Regions from separate parts of the Homo sapiens genome. Here region 1 is linked to region 2. Evidence: read pairs that join two places in POLR2A ChIA-PET (ENCODE). Cell type or tissue: GM12878. All regions are shown on one strand. Links, peaks and the distances in the headings refer to the core of each region. The heading gives the core; the rest is flanking DNA. Region 1 overlaps LHX2 (LIM homeobox 2). Region 2 has its middle 83 kb from the start of NEK6.

Region 1 (6,958 bases), core at 1,959-6,958, 160 kb before region 2:
CTCCCTCCATGGTCCCTACAGGCGCTTCTCTGTGCAGCGCTGCGCCCGCTGCCACCTGGGCATCTCGGCCTCGGAGATGGTGATGCGCGCTCGGGACTTGGTTTATCACCTCAACTGCTTCACGTGCACCACGTGTAACAAGATGCTGACCACGGGCGACCACTTCGGCATGAAGGACAGCCTGGTCTACTGCCGCTTGCACTTCGAGGCGCTGCTGCAGGGCGAGTACCCCGCACACTTCAACCATGCCGACGTGGCAGCGGCGGCCGCTGCAGCCGCGGCGGCCAAGAGCGCGGGGCTGGGCGCAGCAGGGGCCAACCCTCTGGGTCTTCCCTACTACAATGGCGTGGGCACTGTGCAGAAGGGGCGGCCGAGGAAACGTAAGAGCCCGGGCCCCGGTGCGGATCTGGCGGCCTACAACGCTGGTGAGTGCGCGGCGCACGAAGCGCCCCCATAGGGTTGGGGGAAAGTGTGCGGCCTCGACGGCCGGGAGCTGGATTGAATCTCTGTGTGCTGGGCAAATAGCGAGCCTTAAGCACCGGACGGCCTCGCAGAAGGGACATTAGCCCCCTGGGCTTCCAGACTGTGCGTCCTCGGCTGGAGCGGGAGGAGAGGGTGCAGTGGTCCCTTGCTGCTCCGGGTGCAGGGCCTTGTCTCTGATAAATTGTTTTTTTGGAGATGGCTTTTTGGTTTGGGCCTTTGCCCCACTTTGCTAGGCAGGAAGTGGCAGGGATGGAGAAAGCAAGGCGGCGCTGACGCCAAACAGGTTTTGGGTTGGCGCGGCTGAGGGCCGGGAACTGGGGCAGCGAAGGAACGAGGCAGGGCGGCGAGGGTCCCAAGAGAAAGGGCTGGCTGTGGCCCGGGGCGCCGAGCTCGGCCTGGAGTGCGGCCTGACCTCGTGAAATGTCCCAAGGGCGGCAGGCTTGGGGAACTCGGGCTTGGGGAACTCAGGAAAGCAAAGGCTGCGGTTCCTTTTGCTCGGCCCGATCCTCCTTTAAAGACAGGTCTCAGTTTTCCCGGACTTTTTCCTCCGAGTTTCCTGGCGCCTGCTGGGGTGAGGGCCGTGACCCTCGGAAGCGAGCCCCCCGGGCGGGGACGAGACCGGAGCAGGCCTGGCCTCGCGCCGGGGTGGGGTGGGGTGGGGTGAGGTGGGGGGCTTGGTTCGGATTTCCGGCATCTTTGAACCCCAGGCCATTCCCGGAGAAGCTCTGCCCCCTCCCGCGCCCCTCCCTGCTCAGGACAGCTGCAGAGGTTCTGAGTTCCGGCAAATGAGCCGTCAACATCTGCCCGAAGTCTGCAAGGCCCGGAAAGGTTTATGACTCTCCGGGCTTCCGAACTAGAGTTTATGTGCAATTATTTTCTTTCTTTCGTTTGCAACAGAATTAGATTTGGAGATTTTGTGTTCTTCTTCCTTTTCCCTTTAGTCTAATGCACAAGCAGAAAAAAGCAAAAACAAAAACAAACCCAAGACTGTGCAGAGGGTGCTACGGCGGGAAGAAGTCAGTTATTTTCATCTTAAAGAATCTGAGTTGAATAGAGAGGGAAATGAGGGGCGGGTGTTCGCTCCAACGAAATCGCTTGGAGGATCATGGGGCGTGTGTCCCTGTGTGCGGAACTGGGAGGAAAACGCAGCCCCCAGTTTGGTAAATGGTGAAGCAGCGGTAGGCCGGTCGGTGGCGCGGATTTAAGATTTGCTGAAGGCACTACCACAGATGTAGCTCTCTGGAACTTCCATCCCTCCTCTCCTACCACCCCCCAAAAAAAGACAAAACCGAGTTCAGACCGGCTCCCCCAACACCAAGCCGCTTCTATTTATCAAGTGGGTCAACTTCCACTCGGAAGCACCTCGCGGGGCTCGGCTCCAGGGCACCTGGTGGCTGGGGAGCTGTATTGTTTTCCTGGGCACGGAGGTTCGGCGCCGGTTTTAGGATTGTGCAAAAAGAGAGTAGAAGGTACAGAGATTTATTTCTGCTTTTTGCTGTTCAGCCGCCGTTTGCCCCAGCGAGGTGGGCTGGAGGCTGAATTTCAAGCCTTGTTTAACCTCTACAAGAGACACCCTCCATTCAGCCATCTCACTTTCTCTCTGGCCTCCCTCTCTCTTTTTTTCCTTTCCGTTCTCTCCGTCCTTTCTCTCTATCTCTGTCTCTGTGTGTGTCGTGTTTGTTCCCGTGCCCTCCTCTCCGACCTTGGCCGGGGCTCCTAGTCCTGAGAGAAACGGCGTTCGGTGCGCCGGCGGTGGCTATGCGGCTGGCTCTTTCGGGGCTCCCGGGACTAGGTTGGGGAAAGAGGGCATCTCCCCGGCCTCTCGGGGCCCAGCCCAGTCTTCCTAGATCTGGCGTCCGCCCTTCCCTCCCCTCCCGCACTGGCAGGAGAGAAATGGCCGCAGTGTGGGCCGCGGGGCAGCTAGGACTGGAAAGCGGGGACCCTGGAGGGTGCGATCGCGGACGGGGTGTGCGGGCGCGGGTCGTGTGCGTGTGCGTGCAGGGTTCCGACCACGGGGACACGAGCTTGTTTGTGGCAGTGTCCCACATCCTGTGGCCCAGCCACGACGACCCCTTGCAAAGCCTCTTGCTCTGGGGACAGTCCCTCCGAGGCGCGGCGGCACCTTACTGAAGGGCGGCGAGCTGGGGGCCGAGTGGGGAGGGGGCGCCGTCGGGGCGCCGGGCGCTGGGCTTACAGCAGAGCCGCGGGCCGCGGGGTCGGAAAGTCCTTCCGGGGCGGGGCCGCAGCGGCCTCTTCCCGCAGCCCCTCGGGCCCGGGCCCCGGTGGAACGGAAACCTCCCCCTACCCCGGGAGGGGCTGCCAGCGGGCTGGGGGTGCGAAAACGGCGGCAGGAGCGGGCGAGGGGCCCGGGCCGCGCACTTTGCGCCTGGGTTTGCGCGCCGCGGCCGCGGGAGTCCCGCGCGGACCGGCCGGACGCCCGGCCTCCCCCAGCCCCAGCTTTTTGTGTGTGTGTGCCTGGCGGCGTAATTACTGATTTGATTCCAATCCATTATTTAGACAATTGAACCTACAATCTCGTCTTTAGTAAAATGAGGCGAAGTCAGATTTGATTACAGGTTCAGTCCCAGCGACAAGAGCTCGAAACCCGATGGGTTAATAACAGATCACGAGTAAATTATTCATGATTTTACGAGCTCTTTAGCTCCATTGAATCGGCCTAATTGAGAGGAAAAAAAAAAAAAAGGAGAGAGAAAGCCCGGGTCCTCCCCCTCCCCTCGGCCCCTCGCTCCTCCCCGGATCCGATCCTGGGGAATCTCGACCCGCCCCCGGGCACTGGGGGCGGGAGTGAGGGGGTTCGGGGCGCCGGCCAAACCTGGGCCCCACGGCTGCCTCCCCCGCCGCCGCCCCCTGCCCTTGCCTCTGGCCGGCCTCGGCCTCGCTACTTAGGGCCGGCTCCTTTCCCTTTTTCTCCACTCCCCTTCTTTCCCCTTTTCTCTACTCCCCCGCCAATAACGGCTTCGGAAAAGGCCTCCCCCGCAGGGACCGGGTCTCCCGGAGCCCCGGGATTCAGCTCGGCCACCGGACCCTCGCCACAAGCTGCGCCTGTTTCCGGGACTCGCTTTCCCCTCCGCTCTCCCTATTTCTTGCTGTCTTTGTAGCTGTCTCTCTGTGGTTCTCCTGGCTCCTTCGCTTTCTTTTCCTCTGTCTGTCCTCTCTTTTTCCTGGCTCTGTCCATCTTCCGTCCCTACCCCCTCTCTCTTTCTCTCCCTCCATTCTGCCTTTCTGTGTTTGTCTTTTTCTCTCCTTTCTCTGCCCTTTCTGTCCCCCTCCCCCGCACTACTACCCCACCTAGGCGGCACTCAGGGCAGGTCCCTTGGGCCCATGGGGGCGCCGGGGTCCCCACGGAGCTCATTAACAGCAGCCAGGCCCAGGCGGGGGCTCGGTGGAGGGATGGGCCCAAAGATACCCCGTAGGGAGGCTGCCCCACCCCCAGTGGAGCTGGGGACTGGGGGAAAGAAAAGGGTTGCTCACCTCAGCGGGTTCCAAGCAGTTCTGGTGGATCAGGTTCAGAGGCATCCTCTGATCCCCTTTAAATTGCCGGACCCGCGCTCTTCACTCTGGGCGTGCTCTCTGTGGGAATGCAGCCCCGGGGGTGAGGGGACCTGAGTGCCGGTGGAAAGAGGCCCCTAGGAGGTGTAGCCCCTAGCTAACAGCTCCAAAGGCAGGGGCAAGACTTGTATCTTGCAAATTCTCTCTGCAAGGGGCTCTTCCCCATCTGGGCAGGGGAAGGGGGAGGTCACCAGCAGAGTAAAAGTCCTTTGGAGGTAGTGTGGCCAGGCAAAATGCAGCATCCCCAGTTAAATTGGAATTTTGGGTACGTAACAAATACATTTTTAGTGTAAGTGTCCCCGGCAATATTTGCATTTTGGAAAAATAACGAATAAATTTGAAATTTGTAGTATAAGTGTCCCGTGTAATATTTGAATTTTAGATAAATGACAATTTTTTAGCATAGCTGTGTCACCTGTAGTATTTGAATTTCAGGTAAACAACAAATACATTTTTAGTATAGGTATGTCCCATGCAATATTTAGGACATGCTTATACTAAAAAATTACTTATTATTTTTCTGAAATTTATATTTAACTGGGCAACCTGTATTTTCATTTGCTAAATCTAGAGCTCTGTTACGGGTATGTGATGAGGGCACAAGATACCTTCTCAGTTCTCACTTTAGGCGGACCGAATGTACACCCCTTATGAGGCTTACCCCAAGGCAAGACCTTAAGTGTGGCATGGCTCGGGAGGTGCCATGAGGAGGCGACCTTGGGAGGGGTCCTGCAGGTCCCCATCAGCTTCCAGGTGGCTGAGCAATTTTCTGAGGCCCAGGTTTTCACCCATATTCCCCACCCCCAATGCCAGCCAGGCATTGGCAGCGTGGCCCCCATGAGGCTCCTTGTGGTTAGGGACAGGCTCCCTCCTCCCTTCGTGGTGTAGTGGAAGAAAACAAGGAGTACTCCAGTGCTAAATCTAGGCTCAACAGATCAAGATCAATCTAGCTGGTTACCGGTGGTGTGGCAGTGTGCAAGTGGCTTCATTTCCCTTAGCGTTAGTTTCCACATCTCTAAAATGGGAATAGTCATAGCCACCTCTCTGAGAGGTAATGATGTACAGTGACATTTGTAAAGCCAAACACACACCATAGGTGTCTACTACATGTTTATTTCTGCCTCGGACTTCCTTCCCCGTCCACTCTGCCGCTCTCTGTGGACTGCCGCAGATCTCTGAACTTCCCCGAGCCTAATTTGCTCCACTTGTTCACGGAGAAACAATCATCTTACAGGGTAGCGATGAGGATTAAACTGCAAAATGCAGTTTCCAACCTTTGGCCCAGTGCCCAAGGCCCAGGGGTCCCTCAGTACTTTTGGGTGTGGCAAAATGAACATGAATCTCTGTTTCAGCAGTTTCTAGGTGCCGGTCCCAGACACGGTAGGGGGAGACGGCAGAAAGCACTCCTCCTTAGAGTGCCTTGGAAAACAGGAGGAGGGCAGGCCCAGAGACCCTGTCCTGCTGTGTCCAAAGTCAAGTGACTTCCCTTGCTGAGCCTCAGTTTCAACATCTGTAAAAACGGGAAAAATAATACCTGGTGCTCCTAGGATTGTTTTAAGTACCTAAAGAAAATGTGCCTGGAAAGCCCTTTAACACATCACCTGGAGTTCAATCGGCCATCAACAAGTCGTAGCTGTTGTTGCTGCTGCTGCTGCTGCTGCTACTATTGTTCTTATTGTAACATAATGGCTCAGAATGATTTTTGGATTCTCCCAGAGCCGGGATTCAGTGCTGCAGTTCTTAGCAGTGTGATCCTGGGTGGATCGCTGTCTCTGAGCCTCAGTGTTTCCATCTATAAAATGGGGATGATGTCCCCCTTTCATTGTGGCGCAGACATGCAGCAGGGTTAAGGATTGAAATGTTTGGCAGTGGGTGGGGCGAGTGTGGATTTGGCATGGGGGGCGGGTCAGGAAGTTCACCCACCGGCTCTGTGTCTCCTCCCTAGCGCTAAGCTGCAACGAAAACGACGCAGAGCACCTGGACCGTGACCAGCCATACCCGAGCAGCCAGAAGACCAAGCGCATGCGCACGTCCTTCAAGCACCACCAGCTTCGGACCATGAAGTCTTACTTTGCCATTAACCACAACCCCGACGCCAAGGACTTGAAGCAGCTCGCGCAAAAGACGGGCCTCACCAAGCGGGTCCTCCAGGTCAGCCAGGGCCAGGGGTGAGGGCATCTGCGACCACCAGGGACTGGGGTGGAACCCTGCACCCCTCGCCGTGGGCCTTGGAAGGACCTTCCACCCTGTGTCTGCTTCTCTGTGTGTTTAATCTTTCTCATTCTCTTTCTTCACCTCTCCAGCCTGTCCCCATCTGTATTTCAGTCTTTTTTTTCTTACTTTGTCTTTTCTCTTTTTCAGTTTTTGCCTCTCTGTTTTTCTGTTTGCGTATCGCTCCATCCTCATTGTCTCCACACTCGGTCTCTTTTCTTTCTTCTAAACAATTCTTAGTTTCTGTTTATTATTCAAGTGACACTCATTTTACACACATTCACATCATAAAAGGTTCAAACATTTCAGATAAATCTAGAGGCCGCCCCACCCCATCCCAGGACGTACACCCAAGGTGACTATCATTAGCTCCTGCTTCTTGCTTCTTACCCACTCTAGTTTCTCTTCTCTTGCTGTCTGCCTCTGTCTCACTCCCCCCTCTCTCTTCCTTCAGGCATCTCTCTAGATTTATCTTCTGCCTCCCAGACTCTCCTGGAAGCAAGGTTTGGTGGTGGGGATGTGTGTGGGCAGATTCCCTGGGTGGGCAGGTGGGGGCGGGACTGCCCAGAGGACATGGTGGGGTGGGGGAGCGGCTGGGTGCCTGTGAAACTCAGCAGAACTGCACTTACATGTGCGAGTAACTTCTTAATAGAGAAGATCCAGAACTTTCACCAAATTTTCACACCCCTAGAGA
Region 2 (7,249 bases), core at 1,433-6,432:
CCCACCTCCAACACTGAGGATTACATCTCAACATGAGATCTGGACGGAAGAAACATCCAAACCGTCTCAGATATCTTACTCCTTCTACCTAAAAAAGTTCTTTTAACATGTGTTCAGTGAAGATCTGCCAGTAATAAATGTTCTCAGTCTTTGTCTAAAAAGTTCTCATTTCTCCTAAGTTTTTTGAAAGATATTCTTACTAGGTAGAAAATTTTAGATTGACAGGTATGTTATCTTTCAATACTTTAATGATGTTACTCTAAGAACTTCTGAACTTGTGTAGTTTCTGCTGAGAGATCTGCTGTAGTTCCCATCCTCGTACTTTTGAATGTAATGTGCCTTTTATTTCTGGCTGCCTGTAAGATTCAAGGTTTTCTCATAAATTTTCAGGGGTTTGAATATGATGTAATTCTCTCTTTAAAAAATTATCCTCCTTGGCATTCTCTGAGCTTCCTGGATCTGTGATTTGTTATTTGTTGTCTTTCATTAATTTTAGGGAAATTCTCAGCCATTATCTCTTTAAATATTTCTTCTGACCTGTTTCCTCTCTCTCTCTTCTACTTCTGGGATTCCAATTATAGGCATATTAGACCGTTTGACATTGTCCCACATCTGTAGGTATTAACTTAGTCCTTTTACCACTTCCTAGATGATGCAGTTTCCTGAAGTAAATAATTTAACTCCATTTACCTCCTTGTGATCTTTATGATATTGTTATCATATATTTTACTTTCATCTATGTATAAGCTTCACAACACATTTGTATCATTGTTAGAAACAGTTTAAAAATATTTGCCCTGGTATTTGTCTATTTTTCTTCATTCTTTCCTGAAGTTCTGTACATCTCTCTGGACTCAGTTTCCTAATCTGAAGAAGACTTCTTTACTCTGTGAAGCTTCCGGCAATAAATTTTTCAACCTTTGTTTATTTGAAATATTATTGTTTCACCTTCAGTATTTTTTTTCAAATTTTTGGAGAAACATTAAGAAGACATCACCTTCAGTTTTGAAGAGTATTTTGTTGTGTGTAGCATTCTAAGTTGCCAGAATTTTCCCTTCTATACTTTAACAATTTCGTTATGCTGTGTTCTGTCTTCTGTGATTTCCACTGAAAAGTTAGCTTTACATCTTACTGTCTTTGAAGATGGGTAATGTGTCTTTTTCCTCCCTGTGTCTCTTTCTATTTTAAAATAATCTCTATCTTTTGTTTTCAACAATTTATCTATAATGCCCTTTCATGTGGTTTTCCTTATTTTTAACCTCCTGGGTTTGCTGAACTTCCTGTATTTTTTGCAGTTTACTCCCATTTTGCAGTTTTGAAAAATTCTCAGTCATTATCTCTTCAAATGTTTTTCTACTCCATTTTCTTTCTTCTCTATTCCTGGAACTATAATTATACAGTGATAATAGAGGAAAGAGAGGAAGGCTTTTTTTTTTTTCACTGTGTCACCTATGTCTTCGTTCTATATTTTCCATTCATTTGCCTTCTTCCATGTTTCTGACCTATCTAAATATTTTCTTTGGACCTATTTCCCTCTTCACTAATTACCTTTTCAGCTGTATCTAAACTACTGTTAAGCTCATTTAATGAGTTTTTTAGTTTTGATATTCTTATTTTCACTTGATTATGCTTGTACATTTCAAATATCTGTTAATATTCTCCATCTTTGCATTCATTTTGTCCATCTTTTCCACAATTTTATTTAACACACTAATTGTAGTTATTTTAAAGCCCTTGTCTAGTAACTCCTTTATCTAGTTTATCTATGGCTTTGCTTCTATTGTTTTTTTCTTCTATTGATTATTTGGTCACATTTTCCTGTCACTGTACATATCTAACAATTTAAAAAATTATGCCACACATTGTGCATAAAAGAATCATAGAGGCTCCAGATTTCCCCATTCCTCTGTTAAGCAGATAGGATGGGGAAGCTGCTCACCTCAGTACAATCAGGAATCGAGGTGGATCAAGACCTAGTTGCACTTTTAGTAAGTCTCAGACTATCTCTGATTCACTCCTGTTCTTTGGGTCTGGTTCTCCTGGGCTTCTGATTGAGAGGTTGGAAGATCTCTATCTTGTCCACTCTAAATGACGGTGAGAGATTCAGATCCTCCCTTTGCAGGTTTGAGCTTAGTTCTTTAGTCTCTTGATGGGAGGGATCCCCTGTGTCGGTGGCAGTCCCCTCCCTCTGTTGGGATTCAGCACAGTGAAACCACAGGAGATTTCACTCCACTTTCCAGAAGTTTTTGGCCCAGCCACTCAGCCTCCACGCAGACCCAAAACTCAAATAGTGCTCTGCGAGGAACACCAGCCGCACATTGGGAGTTCCTTTAGTTTTCACCCATCACGTGGGCATTGTAAGAAAGCCACCAAAAGCTTTTTTGGCTTCTCTTTCCTTCAGCACAGCCTCTCAGCCTGAGTCAAGCGAGATCTGCAGTCCAAGCCTAGAAGTGGGAAACGCTACCAGAGAGGAAAACAGCTACCGTAACCCCCCAAGGGGCTCACCTTGCCTGCTGCCTAGACAGAGCAGATTTAGCAAGACAGGGGAATTGCAATAGAGAGTAATTCACGCACAGCCGGCTGTGCAGGAGATTGGATTTTTATTACTACTTAAATTAGCCTCCCTGAGCATTTGGGGAGCAGGGTTTTTAAGGACAACTTGGTGGGTGGGGGGAAGCCAGTGAGCCGGGAGTGCTGATTGGTCAGCGATGAAATCACCGGAAGTAGAAGCTGCCTTCTTGTGCTGAGTGGGTTCCTGGGTGGGGGTCAAAAGATCAGATGAGCCAGTTTATTGATCCGAATGGTGCCAGCTGATCCATCAAGTGCAGGGTCTGCAAAATATCTCAAACACTGATCTTAGGGGCAGTTTAGGGAGGGTCAGAATCTTGAAGCCTCCAGCTGCGTGACTCCTCAACCATAATTTCTAATCTTGTGGCCGATGTTAGTCCTACAAGGTCAATCTAGTCCCCAGGCAAGAAGGAGGTCTTCTTTGGGAAAGGGCTGTTTTAAACTTTAAACTTTGTTTTAAACTATAAAGTTTAAACTAAGTTTCTCCCAAAGTTAGTTCAGCCTAGGCCCAGGAATAAAAAAGGACAGCTTGGAGGTTAGAAGCAACAGGGAGTCGATTAAGTTAGATCTCTTTCACTTTCTCAGTCATAATTTTGCAAAGGCGGTCTCATCATGATCCCCAACTTACCTAGGGAGAATTCTTCCCTCTCTGGATTTTAGTTCATCTTGACCTCCTTACCATAGCTCAGTGATGCCTCTAATGACTTTGCAATTTACTTCCTTTTTACCTAATTAATGAAGTGAGAGGATTGGCCAGCCATAACCTACCATATCCTACCGAGAAACAGAAATCTCCTTCCAATAAATGTTTAAGACTATTTAAACTTGCATTTTTCTATGTATGTCTAGAGTTCCTCCGTGTTTCTGTCCTCTCCTTGAAGAAGTTAGTGACACTTTCACTTCCCATCCTTACTCCTGAATACATTCCGCATTGAAATCATGTGGGGTTTTTTTCCTACATTGCTATTGTCATCATTGCTATTGCTGCGCTAGCTGTTGCTGCTATTATGTTATGCAAATATTAGACTTAGCTACAAAGTTTTACTTTTTTTAAAATCACTGTTTCCTGTACTCTATGTCTTTTTTGGCCTTGTATTCACTTTCTTTTTCTTGAATACATTCTCGAGCAGTTCCTTTAGAGTCTGTGAGTAATAAATTTGTTTAGAGAGAATCTGTCCAAAACATCTTCATTTTCATCTCACTTTTTTTTTTTTTTTTAAATTGAGACAGTCTGGCTCTGTCGCCCAGGCTGGAGTGCAGTGGCACCATCTCAGCTCAATGCAGCCTCCGCCACCCGGGTTCAAGCGATTCTCATGCCTCAGCCTCACCAGTAGCTGGGACTACAGGTGCACGCCACCATGCCTGGCTAATTTTTTTGTATTTTTAATAGAGACAGGATTTTGCCATGTTGACGAGGCTGGTCTCGAACTCCTGACCTCGGGTGATCTGCCCGCCTCGGCCTCCCAAAATGCTGGGATTACAGGTGTAAGCCACTGTGCGGGGCCTCCTCTCACTTTTGAAGTCTAGTTAGGATAGGTATATGATCTTAGGATCAAAATCATTTCCTAGAGAATTTGAATCTCTTTTTCCATTGCCTTCCAATGTTGTTAAAGAGAAGTCACTTGCCCATCTAATTCTTATTTCTCTGAGAATAACTAATCTCGCGCTCTTTCTCTCTCAAGAATTTTCTCACTGAAATTTTCCCCATGTCTAGGAATCCCTGTACCTCTGACCCCTGCCCCCCAAAATTCTCTTACTTAGCACCTGATTGATCCTCTCAATCTACAGATTCTTGTATTTGTTCACTTTGAGGAAATGTCCTCTACTGATTGATTATCTTTTCTCCATTTTCTCCTTATGGGAACTTCTACTAAGTACTAGATAAATATTGAAACTTCTGTGTGTAGTCTCTATGCCATTTAATTGTGTGGGGTTTTTGCACTACAGTCTGAGAGAAACCCTCAGCTTATTTTAAATTAATTCATTCTTTCAAGAGCTGTTTTGAAATATGTCCACAATTCAGAAAAATATAAAGAATAAGTAATATAATAAACAGACTAGTACATATCACCCAACCACCCAACCTTGTCAGATTGTAACATTTCCCCATATTTGATTCCTATCTTTATTTTATTTTATTTTGTGTGTAGTGTGTGTGTGTGTCTGTGTGTGTGTTTTGAGACAGAGTCTCGCTCTGTCACCAGGCTGGAGTGCAGTGGTGCAATCTTGGCTCACTACAACCTCAACCTATTAGGTTAAAGTGATTCTCCTGCCTCAGCCTCCCGAGTAGCTGGGACTACAGGCACATGCCACCATGCCCGGCCAATTTTTGTATTTTTTATTAGAGACGGGGTTTCACCATGTTGGCCAGGCTGGTCTTGAACTCCTGACCTCAAGTGTTCTGCCTGCCTCAGCCTCCCAAAGTGCTGGGATTACAGGCGTGAGCCACCATGCCCGACCTGGTCTTTGTGATTTCTAATTACCTTTTTTATCATATGGTACACTTAAAATAAGTGAGTCTATCATTGTATAGGATAGGACGCACTTATTACAAATTAAGTATTATTTGTATATGATAGAATTCACTTATTTTTTAAGTGTACCATATGATGACTATGGTCATTGTGTGAAATTCTGTAACCATCAGCACAATCAAAATATAAAACAATTCTGCCACCCAAAAAAGTTTCCTCCTGCCCCTTTGCAGTTGATCCCCTGCTCCTTTCCTGGCCTTAGACAACAACTGCTTTCTGTCACTATAGTTTTGCCTTTTCTGGCATTTTCTGTAAATGGAATCAAGCAGCACAGTCTTTTATGTTTGATTTCTTTCACTTGGCATAATACTTCTGAGATTCAACCATGTTTTTGCATGTGTTATGAATGGTTCATACTTTTTATTGCTGAGTAGTATTCCCAAGCATGGATAATACGATTAATTTATCCAGGTACTAGTTGACAAACATTTGAGTCGCTTCCAGTTTGGGGCTATTCTGAATAATACAATTATGAATATCTGTTTTTTGTTTTTTGTTTTTTTTTTTGAGATGGAGTCTTACTCTATCACTCAGGCTGGAGTGCAGTGGTGTGATCTCGGCTCACTACAACCTCTGCCTCCTGGGCTCAAGCAATTCCCCTGCCTCAGCCTCCCAAGCAGCTGGGATTACAGGCTCACACCACCACACCTGGCTAATTTTTTTGTATTTTTAGTAGAGATGGGTTTTTGCCATGTTGGCCAGGCTGGTCTTAAACTCCTGACCTCAAGTGATCTGCCCGCTTTGGCCTCCCAAAGTGCTGGGATAACAGGCGTGAGCCACCATGCCTGGCCAAATATCTGCGTATTAATCTTTGTGTGGACATATATTTTAATTTCTCTTGGGTAAATACTTGGAAGTAGAATTGCTGTGTTACAGGGTAAGTTTATGTTTAACTTTATAAGATGATAGCATACTCTTTTCCAAAGTGGCTGTGCCATTTTGCATTTCCACCAGCAATCTATGAGAGTTCCAGTTGCTCCATATCCTTGCCAACACTTGGTATTGCCAGTATTTTTAAGTTTAGTGTGTAGTGGTACTTCGTTATTATTTTAATTTCATTTCTCTAAGTATCTTTTCATGTAATTATTGTCATTCATGTATCTTCTTTTGTGAAATTTCTGTTCAAATCTTTTGCCCATCTTTGTCTTACCACATTGTAAAGATTCTTTATATATTTTGGGTATGCACTCTCCATATATGCTTTTGTTTTTGTTTTTGAGATGCAATCTTGCTTTATCACCCAGGCTGGAGTGCAGTGGTACAATCTTCACTGCAACCTCCACCTCCCAGGTTCAAGCAATTCTCCCACTTCAGCCTCCCAAGTAGCTGAGATTACAGGAGCACATCATCGCGCCCAGCTAATTTTTGTATTTTAGTAGAGATGGGGTTTCGACACATTGGCCAGGCTGGTCTCAAACTCCTGACCTCAGGTGATCCACCCGCCTTGGCCTACCAAAGGGCTGGGATTACAGGCGTGAGCCACCACGCCCGACCTTTGCTTTTGTTTTGAGACAGGTCTTGCTATGTTGCCAGGCTGGTTTTGAATTTCTGGCCTTAAGTGATCCTCCTGCCTCAGCCTCCTGAGTAGCTGGGACTAGAGGTGCATCACTGCTCCTGGCTCCATATATGTTTTTTAATGTAAATTTAATTGAAGTATAATCATCCAAGTTATACTGACTGCATCAAAAAAGGTATATAGTGGGCTGGGCATGGTGGCTCACGCCTGTGATCCCAGCATTTTGGGAGCCCAAGGCAGACAGATCACCTGAGGTCAGGAGTTCGAGACCAGGCTGGCCAACATGGTGAAACCCCATCTCTATTAAAAATACAAAAGTCAGCCGGGTGTGGTGGCATGTGCCTGTAGTCCCAGCTACTCAGAAGGCTGAGGCAGGAGAATTGCTTGAACTCAGGAGGCAGAGGTTGCAGTGAGCCAAAAGCATGCCACTGCACTCCAGCCTGGGCAACAGAAAACAGAGCAAGACTCTGTCTCCAAAAAAAAAAAAAAAGTAAAATCTGTCATTCTGCAATTGCCTATTTTCCTCCACTAGGCATCATATTTTAAAAATGTATCCCTGTGGATACATGTTGCTCTAGGTAATTCATTTTACCTGTTGTATAGGATTCTGTAATGGCATCAAAACATGATT

Evidence for each region. Peaks named below come from ENCODE experiments on the same cell type or tissue, not always from the same donor. Only the 100,000 strongest peaks of a DNase experiment are listed, where the experiment ranks them.
Region 1: POLR2A ChIA-PET joins it to region 2 with 5 read pairs; 2 of 35 experiments call an interaction of 5 or more read pairs at or near these places.

The regions. Positions count from the first base shown.
Region 1 is chr9:124,015,101-124,022,058 of GRCh38, forward strand. LHX2 (LIM homeobox 2) reads left to right here. Exons shown (of 5, transcript NM_004789.4): 3 at 22-425; 4 at 5,999-6,204. Among named protein-coding and RNA genes, the nearest start is that of LHX2, 6.8 kb to the left of the region's middle. In GM12878, for the core only: no CTCF peak of the experiment used is centred there; no DNase peak of the experiment used is centred there.
Region 2 is chr9:124,171,120-124,178,368 of GRCh38, forward strand. No RefSeq gene overlaps it. Among named protein-coding and RNA genes, the nearest start is that of NEK6, 83 kb to the right of the region's middle. RefSeq lists enhancers at 3,313-3,492, 3,513-3,582. In GM12878, for the core only: no CTCF peak of the experiment used is centred there; a DNase peak (open chromatin) is centred at 3,416; H3K4me3 peaks cover 889 bases; H3K27ac peaks cover 815 bases.